2 separate regions of the Homo sapiens genome follow, and region 1 is linked to region 2. Evidence: chromatin contacts called from ENCODE Hi-C data. All regions are on one chromosome and are shown on one strand. The core of a region is the stretch at or near the end of the contact, and the rest is flanking DNA. Distances in the headings are between cores, read along the strand shown. Region 1 overlaps TMEM168 (transmembrane protein 168). Region 2 has its middle 45 kb from the start of LINC03076.

What was found. Hi-C counts contacts between places; a loop is a spot of excess contacts on that map. Pooled maps may share reads with other maps.
Region 1: a loop to region 2 is called in a map of MCF 10A, with 3 times the contacts of the local background. The contact joins two enhancer-like sites. A Hi-C loop is called at or near these places in 3 of 168 maps with a recorded cell type or tissue (MCF 10A, cardiac septum and colonic mucosa) and 3 of 50 pooled maps.

What each region holds. Positions count from the first base shown.
Region 1 is chr7:112,766,988-112,774,068 of GRCh38, forward strand. It overlaps TMEM168 (transmembrane protein 168), which reads right to left. Exons shown (of 5, transcript NM_022484.6): 4 at 5,794-6,068; 5 at 1-757. The coding sequence ends at 210. Among named protein-coding and RNA genes, the nearest start is that of TMEM168, 20 kb to the right of the region's middle. Within about 2 kb of position 3,269, at least 2 of the 41 ENCODE cell types and tissues checked have a DNase peak (open chromatin) inside an H3K27ac peak, as active enhancers do.
Region 2 is chr7:112,569,589-112,576,822 of GRCh38, forward strand. No RefSeq gene overlaps it. Among named protein-coding and RNA genes, the nearest start is that of LINC03076, 45 kb to the right of the region's middle. Within about 2 kb of position 2,759, at least 5 of the 41 ENCODE cell types and tissues checked have a DNase peak (open chromatin) inside an H3K27ac peak, as active enhancers do.

The DNA of each region.
Region 1 (7,081 bases), core at 2,019-4,518, 200 kb after region 2:
AAGCATTTGACTCCCTACATACTTTCATTATAAAATGTTTTTTCCCAACGCCTTATATATACCATAATTACTTAAGAAAAGACAAAGTGAGAGCAGCTACAGAAGTAGCAAGGTATTTTCCACAAATAAAAATACAGCATACAAAAAATGGCAAGTTAGTGATAATTGGTAGTATGAGTGCTTATTAATATCCCGCTTTGGGGTCCAAATTAAGATTTGACAAGTTTGAAGCCTTGTCCTGTGTCCAGCACAGTAGGAAGAAACCAACTCATTTTTAATCTTTTCAAGCACCTAAAACAAGTTTTGCAGATCCAAAAAAGGTTCAGACCGCATAACCAATTTGCCAAATGCACTAGGGGATATGTAATACGAGGAAAGTGTAACATCCAGTGCTTGGCCACATCGCTTCCCGTTGGCAAATGCAGAGTGTAGTCACTCCACCGTTTTGACACACCATATACTGCTTTCACTGTGCGTCCCTTTTCAGTCCAGCAGATGTTATTACTGGAGTTGCAGTTATATTCTACCCAGTCTTTTGTAAAGTCACCTAGCTGTGGCGGGTCAGCTTCTTCAATATCTACTGTTTTTATCAACTCTGCTCCTTGCACTGCAATATACTGGTCATTAATTTTCCTCACTTCTTTCACCCAAGGGGTTGAATTTTCGCTGTCTAATACGATAATAAGCCGGGAACAAAAGGAACCATTCTTTTCTCTCCACCATTCTATAAGTGTGTCAAGGCGTAGTGTATCTCCACCTGTGAACAAGAGAAAATTCAATGGAGCAATAATTTCTGCAGCCTCTCATTAAGAAAACCCTCTTAATCATTTTCTTCTAGAGAGAAAATACTCTTGTTATACATGTATTTTCCTTAAGTTCTTAGAATTAAATAAGCAAAAAAATAAAGTATTTAAATGACACTTTCAAAGTATCTTTTGAAAAGATATTTTTTACAACAGATTTTCAACTTGAGGTAAAAAAAATCCTTATTACTCACATAAAAAGGAATCTGCTAGTATAAAATTAAGGAAATAGTTTTACACAGTTGTATTTAGTGAAAACAACTATACAGAAAAGCTAACATTCTACACCAGGGGCAGCAACTACAACTCATGGGCCAGATCCAGCCTGCCACCTCTTTTTGTATGGCCTGAAAGCTAAGAATTGATTTTATATTTTCACATGGTTGAAAGAAAATCAGAATATTTTGTGATAGTAAAAACTGTATGCAATTTGTTTCATATAATTATTTTCATAAATAAGTTTATTGGAACACAACTACATTCATTCATTTATACCGTCTATGGCTGCTATTGCTCTAAAGTAGCAGAGCTGAATAGCTGCAACAGGCATCTAAACCCACAAAGCCAAAAATATCTGGCCCTTTACAGAAAAAGTTTGCCTCCCCATTCTGTATCATTGTTTCCTTCTCTTCCTCATATGTAGGTACCTATTGAATGAAAATAAACCCTGTTCCTACCTGTACAAGAATGAGTTTAAGAACAGATTTACATTTAAATCAGTTTTATAGCTGAAGAACAAGGGATTAAAAAAATATATATACCCAGAAAGTTCTAAAGTAAATAAACTTCTGACTACAGGTTTTACATCTCGTTATTTTTTTGCATTAATTTTGATTTTTAAGTATACTACATTAAAATATTCATTTTGATTATTGAGTTTTTTGGCATTCCCTTATGTTTTGTGCCTGAGGCAACTGCCACCCTCACCTCATCTGGCCCTGTCTCAATGGTACACTGATAACGATCATTCCAATTCTACGAATCTATCTTAAGGAAAGAACAGACATAGGGACAAAAAATTACAAAAAAAGACGACCTTCCCATTTGGGAAATGGAAATGAACTATGGCCTAAAACCTTAGGAGGAAATCTTATAACAAAATATTTATAAAGAAAATTTATTGATGAGAAAATGTCTATATTAGAAAAAGCATGACAGTACATCTACAAAAATTATAACAGCAGCTATTGCTGGGTGTTTCACTTCCATGTGGTTTTTAAAATATTTTTCTGACAGTTTTACATTGAGCATAAGTTACTTTTACAATTTACCAGCACAAGACCCAACATTTTCCCCAAATCAACTGTCCTCTTGGTTTCACCATTAAAAATGGACACCACCAGAGAGAGAATCCTTTAGAATTGGGATTCTATCATATTCTTTATGTGTCATTTATTAATGTTTTATTAATCAGTAAGCTTAAGAACCTGAAAATAAACTTTTTTTATTAATCGCTCTAACACTCACACATATTATCTCAGAGACACTATTTCAGTACATTGTCTCCACATATTACTAATGTGTTATTCCACTGATACCTCCAAAAGATACTTTTTCAAAAATGGCCAAATGTTAACTCTCCATTATTGTCAGCTCTATTAAATTTCTCTAGAGATCAGAAGATGACACAGATTACAAGAACTATTATGTAAATTCCATCTGCCACAAAACATCATTGCCCAACATGCCATCCACAACTATTTCAATAAACATTCTTGAGCATATTCTACCCTAATTCTCTTATATAAATGCTCTTTAGATATCAACGAGACCTAAAGCAGCATTAAAGCTTTCTAAACAATTTCTCTTGTTTTGCTCTGCTTTCTCCTATGAATAGGTTCTATGCTACATTTGGCTTTTGGCCCAGATTCAAAGTACTTACATTTATCTAAGCTAATATCCATCTGATGCATTTTAAGTAATTGAGACTGCTTTTTAAAGGTTTTATTTGTAATAAACTGCTTTATAAATTATCTACATTTTTTCCATTTATTTCTGTCTCTCCTGTAATTACCATAATTGTTTTCTATCCTCAAGCAGAGGCAAAAATATTAGGTTCCATATCATGAAACTCCATAAATATAAGAAGACTACATATTCTAACTACTGTGAGTGAAGGTATGGGATAAAGGGCAAATATAGATTCTCTTTCCCACAGCGATATTAATACTGGGCCTGCTATCAACTTGCTAACCCAAGTAAAATCCAGTTGTGATGTTTCCTATTTCAAAGTTTGCTGAAAAAACAACAAAAAACAAAACAAAAAATCCCCAACTATTAATAAATTAGCAGAGCTTAAAGCTCTTTGTCACTTAATTTGGAATAGATGAAAGTATTTTCCTCAGAGCAGAGATATTCAATACTATTTGTGAGGCAGAATCAGCCCTTGAGGACTACGTCTAAAGCAGGCCAGGGCATGAACTAACTGAAAAGCGGGCTTTTCTGGGCCTGGTTCAACCTGACTACCCACAAGTATGCGAGATGCCTCAGGCCATGCATGACAGTATGCAGTTGCTGAATTATAAGATAAAATCTACCTTTCTCAGGGAAGGGAGATCAGTATGCTTTCTCTCTCTTTTTTTTAAACTTCTTATAATAAGCCTCAAAGTTACACAAGAACAAATCTTAGCTAACAGAGGAATTCTGTAACGGTCAATTTACTGGTAGCATACTTCAAAAAAATTATAAAGACATCATTCTAGAATGTAACTGCTAAACATTTACCTAAAATACAACTCTATTTTAGTGTTCTTAAAGTCTTCAAAAATTATTCCTAACAGTGAATGAAAATTTAGAAAAACTGCGAGAGATATATATATGTGTGTGTGTGTTTATCTTAGTGTTTTTACTTTTCTTAGAAAAATAAAAAGCTGATATAAGTATTAGTAAATGAACATCTAGAATTGATTTCCATAGCTATCTTTAAGAAATACTTAATGAATTTTAAATTACTTAAGAAAAATGCAAACTTTTTGAAAAGTGTTTCTATTAAGTAATAAATCCTTCATATAAACACACATAAAAAGCTTACTTCTAAAATTACTCTAACACTTTAAAATAACTAGGGATATATGCATGGCCACCAAAAATTAGCCCTGTTTTTTCCATTTGATCTGGGTAGAGTTTATTATCATAAGGATTATAGTAAGTTTCAGCAATCTCTGCTTTTAGATCTAAAATTCTATTTCTGTAAAGGCTATTTTAATTGACTAAAAGCTTTCTCTTGTGCTCTGAGTTGGAATACACAGAACGTTATACTTTACCTGAAACTGAAGTAGCCATAAAGGTTAAAAAGATGCTTTCTACGTTGTAATTAAAAAGTTATAGGTCAAGTAAATGATTTTATAAACTATATTCAATTAGTTTTAATGTTCAGTGCATCTTTTAGTCTTGTACATTCTAATGTTTTGAAATGGGTGACCCATGTTAACAAAAATATCCACTTAACCAGAACATGCCATTCCTTTATCATCATGGCTTTCACCCTTGGAGGCAACATGGTAGAGTGGGGGGAAAAATACACTTTAGGAATCAGGCAGATCTGGTCTTAAATCATGGTTCTATCACATAGTGGTATGACCACAGATAAGTTACATAACAACTTTCAATTTCCATTTCATCGTTTGAAAAATGAAGATAACAGAAGTGATGGTATCTATCTCAAAGGATTTCACATAAAGATTAACAATGTGTGTAAGGTACTAAGTACAGTAAGCTGATGCTTAAAATGTACCCAATAAATATTAGCTTGTCTTTCTACTAGAAGGCCACTGAGTTATTCAATATTTATTTGCAAAAAAGAAAAATTTCAAAAAAATATTTCTCCTTATGATAAAAACCTCAGTTACAAATCTGGCATGAAATCAATGAGATCATGCTAGTTTAAAATCATCTCTACCTTAACCTTTTTGTTTGTCTCTTTCTGGAGTTCTTATATTGGCAACTCTGCCTCTGTCCTTCCATACTACTTCTATTTATCTTTTTCTTTATCCTGAATGTTTCCACTTTATTTATGACTATTTTATTATTTATATATTCTTGGTTTAAAACATCTACACTTTTATGGAAAAAAAAATCATGTAATTAAATCTAAAATAACTATTTCTAATCTAAAATAAGAAAATTACCTTTTTTAATGATTTATTCAATGATTTCATCTATCTATCAGCTACTTAAGGATCCTCTACTATGTATTGGGCTCTGTTATAGGTCCTAAACAAGTAACAGTTGATAAAACAAAGCCCTTGACTTTCTCTCTATTAATAGTTGGAAAGACTGACAAATTTATATATGATATAAAGAGATCTCATTTCTCTCTTGGCAATAACTAAGAAGTTTTCTATTTCCCATAATGCATGCAAACCAAAGTTATTTTATGTTTTTTCAAATGCAAAAAAATCCCTACAGAATTTTGTACCTTAGAATAAAACTCAATGGTCATTTACAATTACCCCCTTATTTTACAGATGAGAAAATTGAAGCCAACAGAAGTTAACTAACTTGCCTAAAATAACACAGCTGTGGCAAATTAGGACCAGAACCAAGGTCTCCTGACCTAAGTGCTACTCCCACCATACTACATGATCTGCTGTTTAAAATTTTGGTGAGCTTTATAACATAAATAAAACTACAGATGTGAAGGACTACTGAAATCTGCATCCATAACATTTAAAAACTTAAAGATACTAGTCAAAGGAGTTTATCAGCTTCTGAAAAATATGTTTAGCAATTCTGAAAATATTTTAAGGGAAACTGTAAGTCTCAAAGCATTTTTTTCCTTCTAATCACTATAAGACGTAATTCCCAATCTTATCATTAGAGATTAAATTAGGCTAAACAGGTATGCTAGAGCAAAGAAAAACAAATTAGAGTCATATGCATAGTTCAGTAAACTAAGAATCCTGGAAATTTAACGACTGTGTGTGAAGTACAGATTTCTACATATACATGTGTATCTTTACAATAGTGAAACTGCCAAAGGTGAGTTTACCTGCTAGAGCCCACTCTCCTGTACCATGGGTGTGCCCACTGTAATACAAAATATACGTATCATGTCTGGGTCCATCCACTGTCCGAAGTTCGAGGAAAGCTTTTAGTTTGGAATGCAGAGTATCAAATGACAGTCCACTTGTGGAATAGTCACATCCATAGGTCTCAATCATATGATATGCAAAAAATCTTTGGATAGCATTGAGCATGCCAGTAGACCTCAAATTTAACTCCTGTACATGTTCTGGGGGAAGCAGTGTTGGCTGACCATCAGGACTGAAGTAGGAGAAAAAACAAGAAGTACTCATTCTATATCACATTCTCATCTGTCATTTGTAACTGATTATCTAAGAATCAGTTATAATATAGTTGCTGCTAAGTGGCAGGATTTTTGTAAAAAATCACCCTTTCTAAAATTCCTATAGTACTGAGAATTAAGCTTAGAAAATCAAAACCTGGTTTCTAAATATTATATTTACTATCATTAAAACAATAATCAAATTAAAAGCTGGGATAATGTCTCCAAATGTAGATAGTATTACTCTTTGTTCCTTATTCGTATTTTCTTACATGACAAATATTGGACAAGGTTTTTTAAAAGCAGGATTACACTGTTTCAAGAACATCTGGGTGGGGACTATTAAAAAAACTTCTTTAAAAATATTATAACACAAAATAAAAAAGCAATATTTTAATTATATATTTACTTCTGTATTGAAAAATAGTCAATAAAATTGTGTTCAAATTTTATTAACTTAAGGTACATAAATAATAGAAGAAATTATCTATTAATAGGCATTTAAAAAGTTATTAAAATTTAGGTCCATTGCTTTATACCACTGGACACTAGTTGAAGACTTAGATTTACTCCTAGAACAAATATAAAATGGTACTCTAGTACAAAGATGATAAAGCAAGTCTTATAACTAGCAAAATACCATTAATATTGAGAAAGAAAAAATCATCATTCCTATCCAGAAAAGGGATTTCTATCGGGATTTTTGAAAACGTTAGATTTTGCTTCATATATCATCAGTACTATTCTACTAACTTTTTTTCATTACAGTCACAAAAGAGTAAGGAATACATTAAAAAAATTACAATGGAATAAATATCTAACTGTGCATATTACTATTTCCACACATTCTTTCTACAAGGTTGTCATTTCTCACTTTATGTGACATTTCCAAATCTGTTTCCTTCAGTTCTTAAACCTTCAACTTTGTATTAAGTCTTTAACGAAGGAAAATATTTCCTACAAATAGTCTATTTGGAGATTTTTATGTCAA
Region 2 (7,234 bases), core at 1,509-4,008:
ATTTCAAGGATTTTTGTCTTCCATGAAACTGGTCCCTAATGCTAAAAAGGTTGGGGACTGCTGATATAGATCAAACATGATGACTGTTTTCCTTCTTTCAACCACTTATTTTTCCATTCTGTAGGCTATGATTACCATCTTCATTTTATTTCTGTCCACTCATTAGGATAGTTTGGGACACGCCTTCCTCCACTGCTAAGCCTACACCCTTGAATGTTACCAATTACTTCCTTATTGACAAATGTTTCTTTTACCCTCACACTTTCCCTTCTTTCTATTGTACTATACATATTGAATGATCTCCTACATCTCCTTTTCCCACCTTCAAATTATTTCTTTCTAGAACTATAGTTCAAAGTATCATTCTAGTTCAGAAAAGCTTTATTTCAAACTGAATGAATTTGGTCAGGAAAGCTTTATGTTGAATTGGAAAAGCTTCCTAAATTTGAGGCAAGCTACTCTATAGGAAATTGAGGTTCTTTTGATGCTGTTATATCTGCAGGTCATATATTTCATTATTTTACATCTGAAATATATCTTCCAATGATGATAGTTTCTCTCCTAAAAGGAGATAGGATCTTTATTGTGTGTGATTTATTTGGGGGTAATTTTTTTGTTTGATACACATATATCAGAAGGAGACCTGGATTTTCTCATTTAATCACTGAATATTTCACTTTTTGATATTCACTGATTCAAGCCCTTTGGCTCTCTGGGTATGAGGGAAGAAACCCACTGTGTCAGAAGTAATATAAATTGCATTCTAACTTTTTCAGTTCCACCTTCTCTTACCTTAAAGGGAAGACCACCAAACTCTCTGAATTTTTTTTTTTTTTTTTGAGATGGAGTTCTCGCTCTGTTGCCCAGGCTGGAGTGCAGTGGCGTGATCTCGGCTCACTGCAAGCTCTACCTCCTGGGTTCACCCCATTCTCCTGCCTCAGTCTCCTGAGTAGCTGGGACTACAGGTGTCCGCCACAACACGCAGCTAATTTTTTTGTATTTTTAGTAGAGACGGGGTTTCACCGTCTTAGCCAGAATGGTCTTGATCTCCTGACCTCATGATCTGCCTGCCTCAGCCTCCCAAAGTGCTGGGATTACAGGTGTGAGCCACCGCGCCCGGCCCAAACTCCCTGAATTTTAACACAGAAATCTTTCTTCTGGGCCCTCAACAACATCCTTACCATATAAAGGCACAAACTGCTCAGATATTTTGTATTTGTATTTTCACATATTTCTCAACTCTATTTTGTGTACACTCATCATGGAGTTACTTATTTTGGGAATTGAGTATCCTATGAAATTCATTATCAAGTTTATTATAGAAATATTTTATCTTTGCTGGTTTTTTTTAGAATTACAAAAGTTAAAAAATTTTTTTCCATATGTTTTGCTTACACAATAAGGATATTTGTGTTATGTCTACATAAAAAAGAAACGAGTTGTTAAAAAGAGGGAAAATAGTCATTATGGTGGTTGATTTATCTATATGCCACTAAACAATTGGTTTGGCAGACTTCTCTTAATTGATTCAATTATCATTATAAAATATGGTCTTAATATCTACTTGATAATTAATTTCCGACTCAAAACCCCACCTTCCCTGCCTTTAGAAATCTGCTAATAGAAATGAAGTTTCAAAAATAAGTATCAGTGAAATTGAAGAATCTGGAGTCCAGATGAAGGAAATAGAGCCAGTTCATGTAATGAAGTTCTAATTCATTCAGCTTTAAGACTATACAAAATTTGGGTTCCTCAATTCTTTTTTTTTTTTTTTTTTTTTTTTGAGACACAGTTTCACTCTCGTTGCCCAGGTTGGGGTGCAGTGGTGTGATCTCAGCTCACTGCAACCTCCACCTCCCGTGTTCAAGTGATTCTCCTGCCTCAGCCTCCCAAGTAGCTGGGATTACAGGCATGCACCAACATACCTGGCTAATTTTGTATTTTTAGTAGAGATGGGGTTTCACCATGTTGGCCATGCTGGTCTTGAACTCCTGACCTCAGATGATCCATCTGCCTTGGCCTCCCAAGTGCTGGCATTACAGGCATAAGCCACCATGCCCACCCTTGAATTCTTAAGAATATGATTTAGACTTGGATCTGGTAGTAAATACCCATATTTACATTTATCATCTATAATTATTATTCCATTAGAGCAGGCGAGATCTGCATTTTAATCATGATGGATAAAGAATGAGAAGTGAGATAACATCTGAATACATTTAGTGAACTGTAGTTTCTATCTAACTTTTAGTAACAATTGTTATTGTCTTAACTACCTCTGAAAGTCAGGCTAACTCTCCAATGCTAATGTAAGAAGCATGCAGTCTGTGGCAGGCTGTATCAGTTAGGATCCAGACAGGAAATAAATGGCCCACTTAAACCGAGTAACAGAAAGAGTTCAATGAAAGGACCATTTACAAAGATGTAGGCAGGGTAGGCAAGGTCAAAAGGAACTTGTAAGGAATGATAAAGCTAGCAACGGAAGGGAGTCATTACCTCCTAGATCTGAGGCCGCAAGAGAAGGAAGTAGAACTGATATATACATATATGAGAGATGGAAGACACACACACACACAGGCAGAGAGAGAGAGAGGCTATAGCAGAATTGATCTGATGGGGGTTGTGGCCTTTGGTAGAAGAAAAGAGCCAAACAATAGCCAGAGAAAAAGATACCCTAGTCTCGCCTCCTCTTCTTCACTTGGATCTACTAGTGCCTCCCATTGGCTGAACTCAGCTGTAAGCCAGAGGGCAGCACTGCTCATGATGCAATTAATCAACAAACCAGTCCCTAGGCACAGAGCAGAGAAGAGCAGGGTGGAGAATAAATTTGTTCTGGAAGAGCAAGTGAAATACATCCAGTGTCCAGGCTAAGACTGATATCTATATCATCCCTCAATTCACCAGGGGTTAATTAACTTTTATTGGTCCAGATATTGACATCACTCCTTCCCTTGAATGCCACCTGTTACTTCCTTATTGACAAATCAAATACTTCTGTCACTTTCAAACTTTCCTTTCTTTTTATTGTATATCTTGGATGATCTCTTCCATTTCTTTTTCCCACACCAAATTATTAATTTCTAGAACTATAGCTCAGACCTTCAGTCCAGAAAAGCTCCACCTTGAACTGGATGAGCTTGGCTTGTTAAATTTGGAGTAAGCCACCTAACAGGAAGTTGAGGTTCTATCTGATGCTGCCCCACAAAAGAATATGTAAAACTTACAAGAGATTGTTGCCCTGGGTGAACATTGAACCATGACTTCTAAAGTCTATAAATATTGTGAGTTGGAAGCCTGACAATATTGGCAACATGCCAAGGTACATAGTAGCTATCTTTATGGATCACTAGCTGCTGTACCAGTCTCACCTGAAAGTGATCAGATAAATGCGTTCTTTCATGTTATATGGGAAAAGAGAGAAAACAAAGAGTCATATATTTTTCTGAATTTACACAGGAACTGCTGTATCAAGCTGTTAGAAAATCTTGATGTCCTTAAAACACACCTTGTCACAGTATCCAGCCTTATTATTTTTGTCTTGATATGGTCAGAGCCCTTTGAATAACAGCCCTGAGAAAGTTTACCAACACACTTTACCACAGTGAGATTACCTTTAAGGGGACATAATTTGGCCCCTGCTTTCCTCTCTGATTTCATCTTTTACTATTCTCCCCAACACCTTTGTGCACATTTGCACACACAGACATACACACCCACAGACAGATACACTCCTCTCCACCATACTAAGCTTCTTTCTTAACTCTAGGTTCTGCACGAGCTGTTTCCACTGCCAGAAACACTTCCTCCTCCTAGTATTTTTCTCAACCTGCCACTTATTATATTGTATCACATTTGCTTATTAATGACTCTAGGTTTTGAATGCCATGAGAGCGGGGGCTATTTTTACTTCTTTGTCATTGAATCCTCAGGACTTTGTCTGGTGCCTGGCACATAATAGCTTCTCGTTAACTGTTGAATTCATTAGTGAATGAAGGAAATAGCAACAGGAAAAGTTTTATTCACCAGTGTTTATCCTAAGGTTAGCTCTGCTTAGGATGATCTCATTTGTGACTGGATGAGAAAACTGGCAAGTGTCTGAATAATTCACAAATGCAAGTTCAGCTCCTGAATAAGCAGTACAATAAGCAATGTGTTGTACTGAGAGAGCACCTAACTGGCTAGGCAATTGTGAGGAAACTGGTTGCTACTAGAGCTTCTCATATCAGATGCCCATCAGAATCCCTTCAAGTTACTAGTCCTAACTACTGAAACCAGACCTTCTGAATCCCAGGCCTTCTGCGTCAGCACCCTCCGTGGGGGATGGGTTCTGAGTCTGTGTTTTGTTATCTGCCCCCTCCATCCCCTAGGTGGTGGTTTTTGTGCATACGGGACTTGTGATCTTGCCATGGGAGTGAGTCATCAACAACCTTAAGTTTGTAAATTATATTTGCAAGTATTCAGTTTTATTTTTTAATTTTTTATGACTTGTAGGCTTTTCCCTAGGGAGATGTTTAATTTTCTTTCACTGTTTTGTGTTGCAGGGTCTTATTCACTTGATTAATTTTTAATTGGAGAATCACGCTATTTCCAGACTATGAGTAGAGAGAGCTTTGTACTGCTTTCCCAGTGGAATTCTCATTAATATACTTTCTCTGTGGTCCCCATGGACTACCAATTTCCTCATCCTCCAATCATATTTGTTCTGTTGAGAGGGAGGCAGAAATCTGGATAAAGGTAAGCCCAGCCAAGCAATGTTGAGATGTGCTAGGCGGCAGTGGTAAAACCAAATTTGCATGCCCGTAGGTATGAATTCACTCTCAGGTTTCCATGGAATCATCCAGTGTAGTTCTGTCCCTTTGTTTTTACAATCACTTGCTTTTATTGCAAAATCGTGTGCTATAAAAATAAGCATTTAACTTCATCAGAGACCTACGTTAAAACTTCCTAATATGCATTTCAATCTAGAAAATGATTGTTAGTCATTTTAGTTAGACGGTTCTGCTGATTCTTCTATTTTGGCTTGTTATTAAAGCTGAGTGAGTCATTTTCCTATACAGATCATCATAACCCAATAAATGATCATCGGGATGGTCAACAGAGCTCTTCTGATTGTCACCTGGTGGCCTCACTGTTTCTCTTTGTGAGTCAGATTTTGAATCTTTGTACAAAACTGCATGAAAATATTAGAGACAAAAGAAACATGGCACATTGGAATAGTGTATAAGTTATCTATTGCTGTGCAACAATTTACCACAAAGTTAGTGGCTTGAACAACATTAATTTATTAAGTAACAGTTCTGTAGGTCAGAAATTTGGCATGGCTTGACCGAGTTCACTGTTTAGGGTCTCAAAAGGTGGAAATAAAGGTGTTGGACTTGCGGGGCTCATTCAGGTTGTTGATAGACTTTAATTACTTGCCGTTGTGGGACTGAGGCCACCGTTTCCTTGCTGGCTGTTGGCAGGGAGTCTCTCTTAGCTTTTAGAGGTTGCTCTTTGTTCCTTGCATGTGACCCTTCTGTCTTCAAAGTCAACAATTGTGCATCAAATTATTTTCAGGCTTCAAGTCTCTCTGATTTCATCCTCTCTACCAGCCAGAGAAAATGTTGCTTTTAAAGGGCTCATGTGATTCTCTGTAGCTTAGGGTCAACCAATTTGGAACTTCATATCTTCAAAATCTCTTTATAGCAGAACCTGGATAGTATTTGATTGAATAACCAGAGGACAGGAATCTTGGACGTCTATCTTAGAATTCTGCCTAAAACGAAGACATTATTTAAAACGAGAAGATAATTATTATAATTTGTGAATATATATCCTTATAGTATATTATTCCATTTTAATCATCTGATCATATGGCTTCTATCTTTGGGAAAAATATGCATTGTGGCAACATAGAATATCATTTGTGTATTATACATAGGCCAGAAATGAGAGACAACTATGTATGACCTTTTACTGAATTTAAAGATACACTTTCTCTTGAGTTTGGAACAAAATAGCTAGTTTCTGCAGATAGGGCCTTTTCAGGTCATCTACATACTTATTCCAATACTGAAATTTAGTAGAATTTTCCTAGTAGTTACCTGCTATGCCTGAGGGACCATATTTTCCTAAATCTGTTGCCCAGTGTCAAGAATTCATTTACAGACTGTGACTGCAGTTACAAAACCCCCTTCTTGGTTGGTTTATGTTATGTTTAAAAGCACAAATCTTTAGTAAAAAGAAGTCCTTTTCTGACCAATTCTGCAGGCCAACTACAATGTATTTTATTGAAGTACTTAAAGTTCTTATTACACACACACACACAAACAGTTTTTCTTCAATAGCATTGAGTGGCAAGTGAATAGGATCCATTTAGGATAATATACTTAACTGGGTTAAAGATCAGCACATTTAGTTGAAATAGGGATTTGCATATTGACATTGGGTGGGACCAAGGCTAAATACTTATAGCAATGTGTACAAAGAAGAGGGGAGGTACAGGAAGGAAATGAGACAGGAAAGTGCCCAGAGATTATGGCTAAACTTAGTTAAGGGCTGGAATGAGATGAGCTGTTCAGACATGCCGGAGAGGTTGTGCTTCTAAATATAGGTGAACCCTGAAGCCTGAGTTAAAGCAAAGTGATGGATTAAACCAGAGAGAATTCAGTAACTAGGATAGCACAGATAATGGAAATTAGTGGTATATTAGTTTATTCTTGCATCGCTATAAGGAACAACCTGAAACTGGGTAACTTATAAAAAAAGTTTTAATTGTCTCATGGTTCTGTGGATGCACAGGCAGGCTTCTGCTTCTGAAGAGGCCTCAGGAAACTTACAATCATGGCAGAAAGCAAAGGGGAAGCAGGCACATCTTCACATGGCTGGCAGGAAAGAGAGAGAGAGAGGGAAGGAGGAAGTGCTACACGCTTTCAAACAACCAGATCTCGTGAGAACTCACTCACTATCACCAGAACAGCAAGGGGTAAATCCGCGCCCATAATCCAATCACCTCACACCAGGTCCCTTCCTCAATACTGGGGATTACAATTCAACATGCAGTGGGAACACAGACTCAAACCGTATCAAATGGTTTTTAACTTCTAATAAAATCTATTGTCCTTCTTCCTCAGAAAAACACACACAAGAAACCACACATAGAGTATTGTATTTACTTCTGCATGTAGGGATTGGGATTCTGATAGATGTTTAGCTTAATAGCCACCCAACCCAGGCTCTGGAATTTGGATGCAGA